Linked DNA regions of Mus musculus: region 1 is linked to region 2. A link is a loop called in an ENCODE intact Hi-C map of the cell type or tissue named here. Cell type or tissue: left cerebral cortex. All regions are shown on one strand. Each heading gives the region's core, and the rest is flanking DNA. Links, peaks and the distances in the headings are about the cores only.

Region 1 (4,401 bases), core at 271-4,270, 990 kb before region 2:
GTAAAAAAGAGATAGTAGAACTTTGGTAATGTGTGATATGACTGAATTACTTTGTATATAAAAGTATGACGAACCCCTTGGCATGTAAGATGCAAAGAATTTGTGTGTCTTTGTTTCCTAAAGGAAGCCACCTGCGTTTACAATGCATCAACCTCATTGGTAAGTCCAACATGAGTTATTAACGAGAGTTATCTTCTTTGAAGTTTATGAAATTTGTACACTTATACCACCTTAGAAAGATGGGAGAGTGTGTGGACAAGTATCCCTTGGCTTCATCTGTTTGGCAGAAGGTACACATCTTTTGTAAATATGGGTGGTGGCTTATTCTTTGAAATATACATTACTGCTTGAAATCTGCTTCTATTTGAGACACCAGAGATGACTTCCATGGATTATTATTGTGATGTCCACTCAAAATATCTTTTTTTGGTCATTGTTGTTGTTGACTGCTTAGTCACAGACATTTATACAAGATTTTAGGAACACAGACATTAATAAATAGGCAAGTCTCATCTTTACATATAACATCCCTTTCCATACTAGAATTAACTGCCTCTAAAGTTCTGAGTTTAAGGACCTGAAGAAACCCTACTGTGTGGATTGAGTTTCCTGGAGGAGGTGTGAACAAATGTCTATTCATCCTAGATAGCCAACTAATGACAGACCAAAGAAACTATTCTATCAAAGACACTTGGCAAACCAATAAATTTAGTGGGGTTACTTACCGGAGAATGGATAAGGAGTCACTTGTATAGCATGGATGACTCAAAGGTAGAGTCACTGAAAAGCTCACACCAGTTAGACAACTGTTCATGAACATTGCATTCCTAGAGTTTTCTATACAATGTTCAGTCAGTTTAACAGGTTGGAGCCTTTCACTCTCCAGCATACTATACTGCTTACTATAACCTTAGAGAGAGATTTTGTAAATTTGGTAAATTTTAGGAACTTCCTGAGATTCATGAATTCTTTCCTTCCTAGACCATGAAGTTTTGCTTCTTGATTCTTAAGGATTGAATGTTAAAATTCAAAGAAATTACTACATATTAAACTCACATTCTCCTTGTATTCTCAGCAGTGGAATCAACTCCATCAATAGGCTATTTAGCCCAAACTTATATTTTTATTTTCTTTTTTGGATATAATCCAGTTTTAATTTTTTAATTGAGTGATAACTTTGAAATGAGTCCTTCTACCCTTCCTCTCATGATATGAACAATTAGACCCAGACCATAGAGACCAAGCATCATTCTTTAACTGATAAAAGCACAACAGGAAAAAATGCTAATTATTTTTGCATAAATTACACTGCTGCACAAGCAAACCACATAGCATAGAGTAACTGCTCATTTAATCACCACTGTTGGAACAGAATATAAGTTTTAATTGTTGGGTTTGTCTTTTATTCTCATTGTAAATCTGGATAAAGTGCCTATGTGTCTCTTCTGTAAATGACTTTAGGAATGCAATTATACGCAATCCATATTGTCTTTTTACTGGCCAGAACATATTTCACAGAAATAATAAAGTCTTAAATATAAAGACTTTGAATCCACTCTTACTTTCCTAGTAAAAAATTCAGTCCTTAGGACTGGGCATGATAAGGTTAAACTTTATTAAGCACAGCATACCTTAGTCTGAAGTAGATCAGAAATTTGAGGACAGCCTGGGATACATGACATGAACCCAGCTAAGTAAATAGTAATTAATCACAGAAAGGAATGAGATTACATCCATTCTATACCACGGATGAGTCTGAAAATATCGTGTTAAATTAAAATTGATGTTCACAGGTGAGGCCATTATGCACGATTCCATCCATGAAAATGGATTTCTACCCATACAAAATTTTTAACGTATGTAAATCGATAAGGACAGAACACAGATTGCACAAAGTCAGAGGAAAGGCACCTGTGGGCCGGTAGTTAGGTAACTAGCATAGCCACTCTAACTTAAATTGTCAACAGTGATCAGATACAATTTCAAGATTAATTTCTCAAAGTTTCAACACAAACGTCTGCTAAAGTAATAGAGCGCTGAGACTTTGTATTGTTTTCGTTACAATTGCAGCCACTCTTCTCTAGCATTGGCCAACAAACAGACAAACAAACAAAGAAACAAGCACCGGGTCCCCCTAAAGAACCCCAAACAAAAACCTAAAACCAAACTCAACAACAAAATCCCTCAGGTGTGAAGAGCCCCCTGCTGGCCGTTTCCTAAGAATTCCTGGTTCACCCAGGAATCACACAGACCTAAGGACTTCGGTCTAAATGTAAACTTTCTTAAAAATCAAGGCACTCTGCCGTTTGATAAGAACTATTTACAATTATCCCATCATTACCAAAGCCTGTTTGGATTTACGCGGGATTCACTTTCTATCTATCAGCAGATGTCAAAACGTTCTATACCTTCTATTTATCCTGTTTCTTGAAAAGAGGATTTTGTCTCTCAAGTCTCAATTCTAAAGTTCTCTGAAAGTTTTTAATTTGAAAAAAAATTGTTTATTGATGATAATATGAATCTTAACAAATGTCTAAAATTATACCACCAGATGGCGCTACCTCCCTGCAGTTCCCGAAGCACCATGTTTGAAAGGACATTTTACAGTGAGTTTTAATTACCGTCTGTTAGTACTATTTAAAGTTGCAAGAATCTGTTATCCAAGACTCTGTTGTGCCATAGGGCTTTATAATTGTACACCTGCCAGTGGAAGTTGGCCAGCCAGTAGCAACACATAAAGAAGCTTAGCTTCAGTCTCTCTTGGATTTTTAAAAATTTTACCTTTCTATTTATTTTGTATGTTATTCCTAAGGAGTATAAGAATAGGCATTTTGTTGTGGCATAACAAATCTTATTAAAATATATATCGATAATGACCTCAATCCAATAAAGATTCATAATGATATATTACAATATTAATTTACAACCACAAAAGGTAGAGCTTTTTTTTTTTTTTTATCCAAGGATAATATTTATCTTGTACTTAAAAGCAACGTTGCAAAAGAAAGTTGGAATTAGGAGGCGGCAGGTGGCTGGGTGTGGGAATCATGTTCTTGATTCTGTGACAGATATAAATAAGACATTCCTTTTAGTCTTTTACCTTGCTGGTCCCCTTATAATTACATGGGTATAAAAGGGCAAGTTCTGGCCAATGAAATGATAGTGCAAGTGAAAGTCTCTTTTCCAGATGGAGGTTATAAGGCATTCATGGGTTTCTCAAGGGTTTTTGAACTCAGAGGAATTACAGGAAGGAGAGAAGAATGGGAAGCAGATGTATCTGTGTGTTGTTTTCCCTCATACAGTTTTTGGTTCCACCTGAAATTCTTTAACTAATGAAGAGAACATGGAGAGTGGAGAAAGACTCTCACACTCTGCCACTCAGTATTTGAGATGAGGGAGGAAGCAAATTAGCTGGAATCCTATACCAGTTGGGGCAGTCCTGTGATAGTCAGCCCTGCTCAGGGAAAGGAAAGTCTGCCAATATGGCCTCCCAGAGCAGGTTTTGCTCAGAAGTGATTTAGACTGATCTACAAGTTGTTGGAGCACCAACCAGGAGAGCTTGCTGGCGAAAGTCATCACAGCAGAACAAGATTCCTAGTGATATTTCAGAGGAGCTATATAGCACATGGGAGATATAGCCACATTTTGAATAGTTAGCTGGACCACCAGTAAGTAGGGAACATTCGACCTAGATGTCAAAAGACCATTACCAGGCCATGACTGAGGCAAGAACACACAGTTTAACCTATACATAAACTTTAGTGTGAAATAAAATTAACTTGAGATGTGGGCAAAGAATACTGTATGAGAATATGAATAGGCTAAGAACATTACGCTCAAGACCCTTGATTCTTCCCTGCTCTTGGGACCTCCACTTATTCTACTTAAACAGTTCATCCCTGAGCTAAGGTGTAGCTTCTTTGCAGTGTGTCCAGTATATGTGAGGCCCTGAGTTTAATTTCCAGTACTGTAAATAGGTTGAGGGATCTAATGTGATAAAGATAAAAGGCTTATTTAGTCAGCATTTAGAAGGTGGAGTCAGGGAGATCAGGAGTTCAATGAGATTTTCTCTCAATAGCCAAAAACTTCAGTTACTGCCCCTAGAACAACTGCAGCAGTAGCAATGAATAAACAACAGATTTTATTGAAGAAGGGGCAGAAAAGATCTGAGACCTATGAGAGACCGAACATTTGAATTATATAGAAGTCCCCTTCTATATAATTTGTATTATATATTTGTGTTTATCAAATGCTATTTTAGAATATTTTAAAACAGAATTAGAATTTATTTAATTTTTTTCCCAGGCACCATCTTATTTAATCCAAGATGACTGCCAATTTCTGATCCTCCTGCCTCTGCCTCCTGAGGGACCAGGTTACAGGCTTGTGTTACCATATCTG
Region 2 (4,401 bases), core at 114-4,113:
GAGATGATATTTATATATATTTTGTATAACAGCAAGAGTGAACACTGCCCACTTACCAGTGTTGTCTAGCTACAAATTGACTATATTAATAAAATGGTTACCTTTGCAAAAATATTGCCTTCTTCAACTACATTCTGATGTGTTAGTGTTGTGTGTCATACTTATAGAGCCTTTGAAGTTTACATTGTTGAAAACCCCTGTCACCAATCTCCAAGTAGAAGCACTATGTTATTCTTTTTAGCAAGTCTATGGCATTTCTAAGTTTCTACAATGAGGTTAAAATGAAAAATAAAAATTTAAAAAAACAAGTCAATAGCAACTTGGGATAGAATGAACTGCATAATTTGTATTGTAGATGGCTTGCTTCAGACATAAATAAAATCTGTAAACAGATTATCATATTGAAATGATAGCATCACATGATATGTTTCTAACATTTATGAAATAATCAGGAAAGGGTTTTACAATTTTTAAAGAAAACAAAGGTGCAATCCAGTTGATGTTTTACTGACACATTGCTGTTTAGCTGCTCTTCACTTAAGATCTTCAGTTAGGGAGGCAGTTTGCAAGTTAGAGAAAAGAATGGGAGACTGAAGAGACCTGTATATCAATTCTATCACTCATGGGCTATCACAATGTGGTACTCATTTCCTGTGTGACTCTCAGGCTAGAATAATCAAAGTAGATTTCCATGGGACAGAAATAAATTATATATAACTATTTTAACTCAAGAAAGTTGGAAGCAATTTACTGTGAAGAAAATAAAAAGAAAACTATTAATCTCTCATAAACTGTTTTTATCTTCCTTATCATTTATTCCCTGTTTTTCCACACTGCCTTAAGTGAGCATGCATACGTATGTAGTCATTGTCTCTCAGTAGATGTTGTTCATATGTATTCATACAACTAGTGATACATAAACTTTTTTTTCTATTGATCATTATATATGTTGTAATACTACTGAGTTCTCCAATGGTCTTTGAACACATTTGCTATTCCTGATCCTGTGCCTTTGATAAAGAGGAGCGATGAGAGGCAATTGGTGCAAATTAAAACAGAATAAAAGAAGGAAGGAAAAATCGGTGAGTTCATCTTAATACACAGGCAAAAATCATTTTTAAATGAGATACGTCAAAGTTTCAAACTTCCAATGAGTATGAACTTTAAAAGTATTGATTTACTTTTTCAGTTTTAGGAGAGGAATTACGTTGTGTTATCTGTGAGTATGGATGTCAGTATGGCTGAGGTTGGTTCTTTCCTTTGATCATGTGCACTGTGGGCATTAAATTCAGATTGGCTGAAAGTGCTTTTACCTGCTGAGCTATCTTGCCAGCTGTATTACGAACTTCTATACTTTAAGATATGTGAATGAAGGAGTCCAGATTCCAAAGTTAAAGTCTATTGCATACTGGGAGCTGCTTCTTAGAAAGTGAGAGCTGCAATACCAGAGCCTTAGCAGTCCTGGGACTCTGTTGAGAAGGTATTGAATTACCAGATTGGTGTGGATACCCCTAAGCACACTTGAATACATAGGCTAGCTGTTTACTTGGAAGGTTTACAGAGCAGAGGCCCATTCTTTCATAGTTCGGAGAGGATACTATAACGTTAGTATTCTTCCAGAACTGTTTGGCGTCTTTGAAGCTTTGCAGGGAATTGGAATTGGCAGGGACTCAAGCAGCTGTGACCAAGCCAGTTAAGTTTCTGGAGGTCTCTAGACACACGTGTGCAGAGACACTGATAGAGTTCGCAAGCTGCTGCTTGTTGTGACCACTAGAATCTCAGACTGGATTAATTTCTAGATCAGTCCAGAATCCTGTGAGGAATAGCTCCCTCGTCTGTCAGGCTGCCACAGTGCAGTTTACAGCCTCAGGCTTCCAAACTGATTTGATTCCTCTAAGTTTGCACTTCAGATTGGCTGGACATTTCTGTAGTTGCTGTCATGATCTGAAAAATCAAGCACTGTGTATAAATAAGTTCAAAAATATAATAACAGTTATAAATTTCCTGTTACACAAAATGTGTGAATTGGCTACACATTTTCTTCAGAAAAAAAATACAATTATTTTACATAATCATGGAGGATGAATAGAAATTTGTGTAGTTTTATGTGTACTTTCAGTTATGTGCTCATTAAACGAAAATTGTGACTGTTAATCATCATGCAAATGGCATGTTTGTACAGGATTTAGAATGCATTTTTTTCATACCAAATATAAAAATGTAAGGCATTAGCCTTGCAGTGAAGAACACTAACTATAGAAAGATCTGCCTGGCTCACAGAAACCCTAAAATTAAAAAAAAAAATGCAATGAATAGTTACCATATCAGCAGTTTTCTCCTACGGGCTCTCACTTTTGTACTCCAGACTCCAACTCTCTTCACAAGATGCCTGGATTTTATTCTGATCCGTACCTCAAGCTTTTAGATACTTATTCAAAATTAAACTGTGTCTGCTTAAATGGCCATCCTGAACTATTTTCTCTTCATAAATATTTTAAAATGTACTACAGTTTCTGAATGTCAAAAGGGAAGTTCATGTTACCTTCTTTAGGAACTTAACAAGGTTCCTAATAAAGGGAAGGAGTTGGGAAGAGTGTAAGACAAGAAGGCAGGTGCATATAGACCTGAAGGAGTTTGCAGTTACATCCTTCATCTATGTGCTTTCATTCTCTGCACTTCCTTAGCAGAGCCTTAAAGCAAAATGAGTTAACATCTTCTCACCAGCCCAACTATGAATCAGGCTAAATTGTCTACATCCATTACTCTCTTAAAATCTCAGTATCTTTAGAAAATGTGACAAACTGAGGCTAAGAGATTGAACTTGAACAAAGCAGGTGTGGCTCCAGACCCCTTGGGAAAACAGTGTAATATGATATACATGCCAGACCGGTTTATTCACTCCTTTCTTCACACTTCTCTGTCATTTCCTTGGTAGATTATTGGTTTATGGTGATGTAAGGCTTCCCAGAGAGAAAGCACTCCCTTTCCACAAGAACGACTCCCTAATAACTACTTTTTTTTTCTTGGTTGTTTTGTTTTGTGTTGATACCAGAACTAACAAAATATCAAAAGGGGGTATGTTGCAAAAGTTATTTAATCCCTTCCTAGGTTTCTACCCAGCCTTTGACACTTTAGTTCCAGATAAAAGACACACAGCCTTTATATTTACAGTAAGCCTTAAACAGCAGTTGGGTGGATACCTGCCTGCCATGCTATTAGAATTTACTTTTCCATTGAAGACCCAGAAATATTACTTACTACTTACTGTTTCATCTGGGCAGCCCTTAACTCCAACTGGCCAGCCCTCAGGACCAGGTTTTTATGGCTCACCTAACCCATGGCTCCTTCTCCTTCTCCTTCTCCTTCTCCTTCTCCTTCTCCTTCTCCTTCTCCTTCTCCTTCTCCTTCTCCTTCTCCTTCTCCTTCTCCTTCTCCTTCTCCTCCTCCTCCTCCTCCTCCTCCTCCTCCTCCTCCTCCTCCTCCTCCTCCTCCTGCTCCCGCTCCCCTCCCCCCTCCTCCTCCTTCTCCTCCTTCTCCCGCTCCCCTCCCCCTCCTCCTTCTCTTCCTCCTTCTCCTCCTCCTCCTCCTCCTCCTCCTTCTCCTCCTTCTCCCGCTCCCCTCCCCCTCCTCCTCCTTCTCCTCCTTCTCCCACTCCCCTCCCCCTCCTCCTTCGCTTCCTCCTTCTCCTCCTCCTTCTCCTCCTTCTCCCGCTCCCCTCCCCTCCTCCTCTTCCTTCTCCTCCTTCTCCTCCTCCTCCTCCTCCTCCTCCTCCTCCTCCTCCTCCTCTGCCTCCTCCACCTCCTCCAATTCCTCTTTTTCCTCCTCCTCCCCCTACTGCTCCTCATCCTCTCCCTCCTCGTCCTCTTCCTCCTTCTCCTTCTCCTCCAGTACCTTCTTCTTCTCCTGGTGGTTCTCCCACAACCCCAAGCCCAGGGGAAATCTAAACCCCACCTATTTCTTTTGTTTTCAGCTATTAGCTGCTGACTTCTTTATTTGCTAATCAGAAATAACATGGAAGCTGGGTCATAGGTCTACATGGGCACTCTCTCATCTCTGGGGCAACCAGTCTTGGGGGAGGGGCAATATCATCATTAAAATACAAGCAGCATCAGGCCAACCCACTACAGGGTAAGTTGCAAGGCTGAAAGAAGATCTCTGCAATTTCAAGGCCAACTATAGGTATAAGTGTGATCCTGGCTCAGGAAACAAAACAAAAAGAAAAAGAAGGAAAAGGAGAAAAGAAAAACAATATGGGTAGAAAATAACCAACTAATAGGGCCTCAGTGAGCCAGTGCTGTGTGATGTAGAGACAGAAATTGCAATGAGAAATACAGCCTGCTTGTTACAGAAATGTAGCTATGAAGTAGGAAAAATAAAAACAGGCAGAGAGGAGAAGAAAGA

The links. Hi-C counts contacts between places; a loop is a spot of excess contacts. Peaks named below come from ENCODE experiments on the same cell type or tissue, not always from the same donor. Only the 100,000 strongest peaks of a DNase experiment are listed, where the experiment ranks them.
Region 1: it touches region 2 in a loop (4-fold over the local background); 5 of 42 quality-filtered maps call a loop at or near these places.

Annotation. Positions count from the first base shown.
Region 1 is chr6:24,719,312-24,723,712 of GRCm38, forward strand. No RefSeq gene overlaps it. Among named protein-coding and RNA genes, the nearest start is that of Hyal6, 12 kb to the right of the region's middle. In left cerebral cortex, for the core only: a CTCF peak has its summit at 2,534 (motif pointing right); DNase peaks (open chromatin) are centred at 2,189 and 2,596; H3K4me3 peaks cover 221 bases.
Region 2 is chr6:25,707,902-25,712,302 of GRCm38, forward strand. No RefSeq gene overlaps it. Among named protein-coding and RNA genes, the nearest start is that of Gpr37, 20 kb to the left of the region's middle. In left cerebral cortex, for the core only: a CTCF peak has its summit at 1,845; a DNase peak (open chromatin) is centred at 1,827.